2 separate regions of the Homo sapiens genome follow, and region 1 is linked to region 2. A link is an interaction called in ENCODE POLR2A ChIA-PET data of the cell type or tissue named here. Cell type or tissue: IMR-90. All regions are shown on one strand. Links, peaks and the distances in the headings refer to the core of each region. The heading gives the core; the rest is flanking DNA. Region 1 has its middle 4.5 kb from the start of SBF2. Region 2 overlaps CAND1.11 (a long non-coding RNA gene).

The links. ChIA-PET counts read pairs that join two places held together with the same protein. Peaks named below come from ENCODE experiments on the same cell type or tissue, not always from the same donor. Only the 100,000 strongest peaks of a DNase experiment are listed, where the experiment ranks them.
Region 1: POLR2A ChIA-PET joins it to region 2 with 10 read pairs; 7 of 35 experiments call an interaction of 5 or more read pairs at or near these places.

What each region holds. Positions count from the first base shown.
Region 1 is chr11:10,297,338-10,300,156 of GRCh38, forward strand. It overlaps a transcript of SBF2 not described here. Among named protein-coding and RNA genes, the nearest start is that of SBF2, 4.5 kb to the left of the region's middle. RefSeq lists enhancers at 1,328-1,377, 1,458-1,537. In IMR-90, for the core only: a CTCF peak has its summit at 1,145; a DNase peak (open chromatin) is centred at 1,214.
Region 2 is chr11:10,383,946-10,386,764 of GRCh38, forward strand. The region is part of intron 2 of CAND1.11 (a long non-coding RNA gene); the gene reads left to right. Among named protein-coding and RNA genes, the nearest start is that of AMPD3, 70 kb to the right of the region's middle. In IMR-90, for the core only: no CTCF peak of the experiment used is centred there; no DNase peak of the experiment used is centred there; H3K27ac peaks cover 496 bases.

The sequences.
Region 1 (2,819 bases), core at 2-2,501, 87 kb before region 2:
GCATGAGCTTCCACACCCAGACTTCATTTTCTTGATAATGTCCTTTGGCTCAAAAAAGTTTTTAATTTTGATAAAGTCCACTTTTTTAGTTTGTTTCTATGCTTTTAGTGTTATATCTAAAAAATTATTGCCATATTAAAGGTGAGATGAAGATTTACTGGTTTCCTTCATAGTTTTAGCTCTTTAGTACTTTGACCCATTTTGAGTTAATTTTGTAGTGGTAAGGGGTCTTGTTTTACCTTTTAAATGTCTTGGCTTTTATTTCATTTGCAAGTACTCATTTAAATTATTTTAATTTTTTAAAATCAAAGTTTATTGTTTTTAAGCCTAGAATCAAATGCTATTCTGCTTTTAGGCATATTTCATCTGTTACTGTCATAAGTAGACTTCCAGTCCATTTGCAAATGCCCATTTTGTCACACAGAGATTTTAACATATCCTAGGTACATGTAGAAAGGCACTGTGTGTTTGTATATACATGTGAACATATTTTGTATACACTAAAGCTGTGCTTTGCTTCTCAGCCAACAGCTGCCAGCCTGTTGAAACTGATAAGCCCTGACAAGGCAGCCTGATTACTGAGGTTGGCTGAAAGCCAGACCATCCCCTACAATAACCACCATCACCTTTCACCAAAGAGAGAGAGAGTAAAGCAAGCCCAGATTTGTTTTCCTGAAGGCTGATGGGAGCAGGAAGGGAAGAAGGGTATGTAACACTATCATGATGTGTATGTGGCAGATACCTTTCTTTTTTGCTTTAGAAGACGAAATAGATGGAATGCGGTGGCTCACACCTGTAATCCCAGCACTTTGGGAGGCCGAGGCAGGTGGATCACCTAAGGTCAGGAGTTCAAGACCAGCCTGACCAACATGGTGAAACCCTGTCTCTACTAAAAACACAAAAATTAGCTGGGCATGGTGGCAGGTGCCTGTAATCCCAGCTACTTGGGAGGCTGAGGCAAGAGAATTGCTTGAACCCAGGAGGCAGAGGTTGCAGTGAGCCAAGATCGCGCCATTGCACTCCAGCCTGGGCAACAAGAGTGAAACTCCCGTTCAAAAAATTAAAATAAAAAATTTTAAAAAAGACAAAATAGAGCTAATTATCAGTGAGCAAGGCTTATCAGCCCATTGCCCCTAGTGGGCTATTGCGGAGTAAGTGGTTTGATCTGTACAGTCATTTCAAGTGCTTGCTGTGGTTAGCCACAGTAGTTCAAGGAGGCAGTATGAGAGTCAGACTTGAGCAAACATCACCAGGCAGGGCTGAGGCCTCTTCAGATCGTCTCTACCAAAGCATAACAAAGGAGACTATGCAGCTGTGGTGGAAAATTCCCTGATCCATTGCTATATTTTCAACCATTTAGTTCCCTAAGCAAGAAATTTAATGAATCTTACCCTTGACAGCTGCCTCTCAGCCCCACATTCATCACTCAGTCCTATTGTTCCTACTTCCCAAATATGTCCGCTTCTCTCCACCCTCACTGCCACCCCACTAGTTTGAGCCGTTATCACCTTCTACCTTTATTATTGCAATAGGTTCTTAACTGTTTTCCCAGCTTCACCGATGGTTTCAAACTTTCTATATAGGTAAAAGTTAAGGACAGTAAGCAGGTTATTGAACCTGTCTCAAAATTAAATTTGTATAGCAAACACACCATTTCTACCTTGAGTGTGTGTTTGGGGTGCAAAGAAAAGGCTTCATAGATGACGTAGAAAGTGTCCTGGCCAGGTGTGGTGGCTCACGCCTGTAATCGCAGCACTTTGGGAGGCCAAGTTGGGCGGATCATGAGGTCAGCAGATCGAGATCATCCTGGCTAACACGGTGAAACCCTGTCTCTACTAAAAATACAAAAAATTAGCCAGGAGTGGTGGCGGGCACCTGTAGTCCCAGCTACTCAGGAGGCTGAGGCAAAAGAATGGCGTGAACCCAGGAGGCAGAGCTTGCAGTGGGTCGAGATGGCACCACTGCACTCCAGCCTGGGCAACAGAGCAAGAGTCCATCTCAAAAAAAAAAAAAAAAAAAAAGGAAGTGTCCTGCAGTTGCGGTCCATGTGTGATGAGATGAATGGTTGAATCTTAACATTCATTTGAAGTACCCCTGACATTAGCAGCTACAGTATATATAGGTACTGTAAGAGTTTACAAGCTACTTTTACTTAGATCACATGTTTGATGAGCAGGACTGGCTACATAATATGTGGAGTCCAGTGCAAAATGAAAATGTAGGACTGCCTGTTCAGAAATGTTGGAGAATTTCAAAACAGCTTCAGCAGAGCATTCCACCAAGTGTGGGCTCTTCTGAGAGCAGGCCGTGTGCTACTGAACAGAGTGTATGTCAGTGAAGCTGGTGAACTTTAGGATGGAATGAGTATGTGTATGTGGGGAGGGGGTATAATAAATGTTATGGGGGGACTAGACTCTCTGCAGTCTCTCCAGAGTACCACCACCGTGCTGCTTCCTTTCTTGCACCTTTCTAATCTATCTACCACATTCCATAGCCAAAACGATTGTTTAAATAAATGTATATCAGATCATGTCTCTCCTGTCTTCAAACCTGTCAATAGTTTTCCATGTCACCATAAATAAAGTGCAAAATCTTCATGTCGGAAAGGGTCCTATTTACTCTGACCCTGATGACCTCTTTAATCTCATTTCAGGCCTCTTTTCTCTATCATTCTATGCATTCCTATCAAACAGGACTCCTTTCATTTTTTCTAATGTACCAAGTTCTTTCCCATCTCTGAGTGTTTGCACATGCTGTTTCCTCCATTTCGAATATTAGATCCCCCTAGTCTTGCTTTTTCTTCAGAATACTTAACACAG
Region 2 (2,819 bases), core at 9-2,508:
TCAAAAAAAAAAAAAAAAAAAGAAAGGATATCCTGCCATTCCTATGAGAGAAGTCACAGAGAAGTCTGAAATACACAAAAAAGTCTTTATAATTAAGTGGTCTTCACTTTTTTTTTTTTTTTAAATACACAGAATTTTGCTCTTATTGCCCAGGCTGGAGTGCAATGACACGATCTCGGCTCATCGCCACCTCTGTCTCCCGGGTTCAAGTGATTCTCCTGCCTCAGCCTCCTGAGTAGCTGGGATTACAGGCATGCGCCACCATGCCCAGCTAGTTTTGTATTTTTAGTAGAGACGGGGTTTCTCCATGTTAGTCAGGCTGGTTTCGAACTCCTGACCTCAGGTTATCTGCCTGCCTCAGCCTCCCAACACATTTTTATAATTATAATTGAAAATAGTCTTCACAGTTTCATTATAATAATCATGTCAATTTCCTAAGTTTTTAAAATTTAATTTAAATTAAAACCTTGAATTTCCTTTAGTTTTTAAAATTTAAGGACTTAATTCTCTTCCACATAAAAAAGTGGCCCAATTTCAAGGACTTCATGTCTAAAACACCAAAAGCAATGGCAACAAAAGCCAAAATAGACAAATGGGATCTAATTAAACTAAAGAGCTTCTGCACAGCAAAAGAAACTACCATCAGAGTGAACAGGCAACCTACAGAATGGGAGAAAATATTTGCAACCTACTCATCTGACAAAGGGCTAATATCCAGAATCTACAATGAACTCCAACAAATTTACAAGAAAAAAACAAACAATCCCATCAAAAAGTGGGCGAAGGACATGAACAGACACTTCTCAAAAGAAGACATTTATGCAGCCAAAAAACGCATGAAAAATGCTCATCATCACTGGCCATCAGAGAAATGCAAGTCAAAACCACAATGAGATACCATCTCACACCAGTTAGAATGGTGATCATTAAAAAGTCAGGAAACAACAGGTGCTGGGGAGGATGTGGAGAAATAGGAACACTTTTACACTGTTGGTGGGACTGTAAACTAGTTCAAGCATTGTGGAAATCAGTGTGGCGATTCCTCAGGGATCTAGAACTAGAAATACCATTTGACCCAGCCATCCCATTACTGGGTATATACCCAAAGGATTATAAATCATGCTCCTATAAAGACACATGCACACATATGTTTATAGCGGCACTATTCACAATAGCAAAGGCTTGGAGCCTACCCAAATGTCCATCAATGATAGACTGGATTAAGAAAATGTGTCACATATACACCATGGAATACTATGCAGCCATAAAAAAGGATGAGTTCATGTCCTTTGTAGGGACATGGATGAAGCTGGAAACCATCATTCTCAGCAAACTATTACAAGGACAAAAAACCAAACACCACATGTTCTCACTCATAGGTGGGAATTGAACAATGAGAACACATGGACACAGGAAGGGGAACATCACACACCGGGGCCTGTGGTGGGGTCCGGGGGATGGGAGAGGGATAGCATTAGGAGATATACCTAATGCTAAATGACGAGTTAATGGGTGCAGCATACCAGCATGGCACATGTATACATATGTAACAAACCTGCAGGTCGTGCACATGTACTCTAAAACTTAAACTATAATAATAATAAAATTTGAAAAAAAACCAATTTGCATTTATGTAGATGACATGTTATTGTCTAAACCAAACCTTTTTTGGTATTTGTTTGCTTTTACGTCAGGCTTTGAAGTTGCTAAGAAATTTGCTCTGCCCTCCCTACTCTCCTCGAAGGAGATGTGACCTGTTCCCTGGATTACCCTAAGGATCCACCACCCTTCAGTAACCGAGGGGGCCAAGGGCCAGGAAAGCGGGCAGCAACTGAATTCCTCTCTGGGATCTGACTGTCCTCAGCAGAGAGAAACACCACACGGACTGGAGCAGAGCCACAGTTCTGTGAGCTGTGAGTTCGTCAGAGAGATGTCCCTGACAACAACAGCTGGGTTTGTGATTGTGATTTCCCTGGCAGCTCTGTGAATCCATGTGCTCATCTTTCCTGACATGAGCCTCTCCCCCTTGCACAATGCAATGGGGTTTTTACTATCCACCTGGAGCAGTTGAGGTCCAGAGAGGCCAAGGAAATAAGCGAGAAGGACAACAGCAGGATTCAAAGCCAAATGCCACATAGCGTACATGCCTGAATGAGGGCATGGGTTCCCTAAGAAGCCCTCCCTTCCTTTATGCTCCACAGGCTCCTGTGCCATTCCCAATTATGCCCCGTTGGAAGTATCTTGGAATTCTTTAACTATTCTTGTACACAGCTCTAACACCTCTGATTGTCAGGGATTCATGTATACCTGTGGAGTCTAAAGGGTGCAGCAAAGCAGTTAATTTTCTCAGCAAATCATCCACTGGTCCATATAGCAGCAGCCTTAGATAGGCAAATCGGTGTTCCCTTTGCCCTCTTTGCCTCCCTTATGACCCCGTTTCTTTGCACTCCCTGGCCTCCCCTTGGATTCCTACTCTGTTATAGAGTGATAGCATCACATCCTGAGGTCTTCAGGAATTAACGTCTTTCAAAATAGTCAGAGGAGCATCATAAAACAAGTCTTTCTCAATCCCAGCACTTTGGGAGGCTAAGGAGGGAGGATCGCTTGAGCCCAGGAGTTCAAGCCTAGTCTGGGCAACACAAGGAGATCTCGTCTCTTAAAAAAATGTAAAAAATTATCTGGGTGTGGTGGCATGTGCCTGTGGTCCTAGCTATTCAGGAGGCTGAGGTAGGAGGATGGCTTGAGTCCAAGAGGTTGAGGCTGCAGTGAGTTGTGACAGCACCACTGCAGTCCAGCATGGGTGACAGAGCGAGACTGTC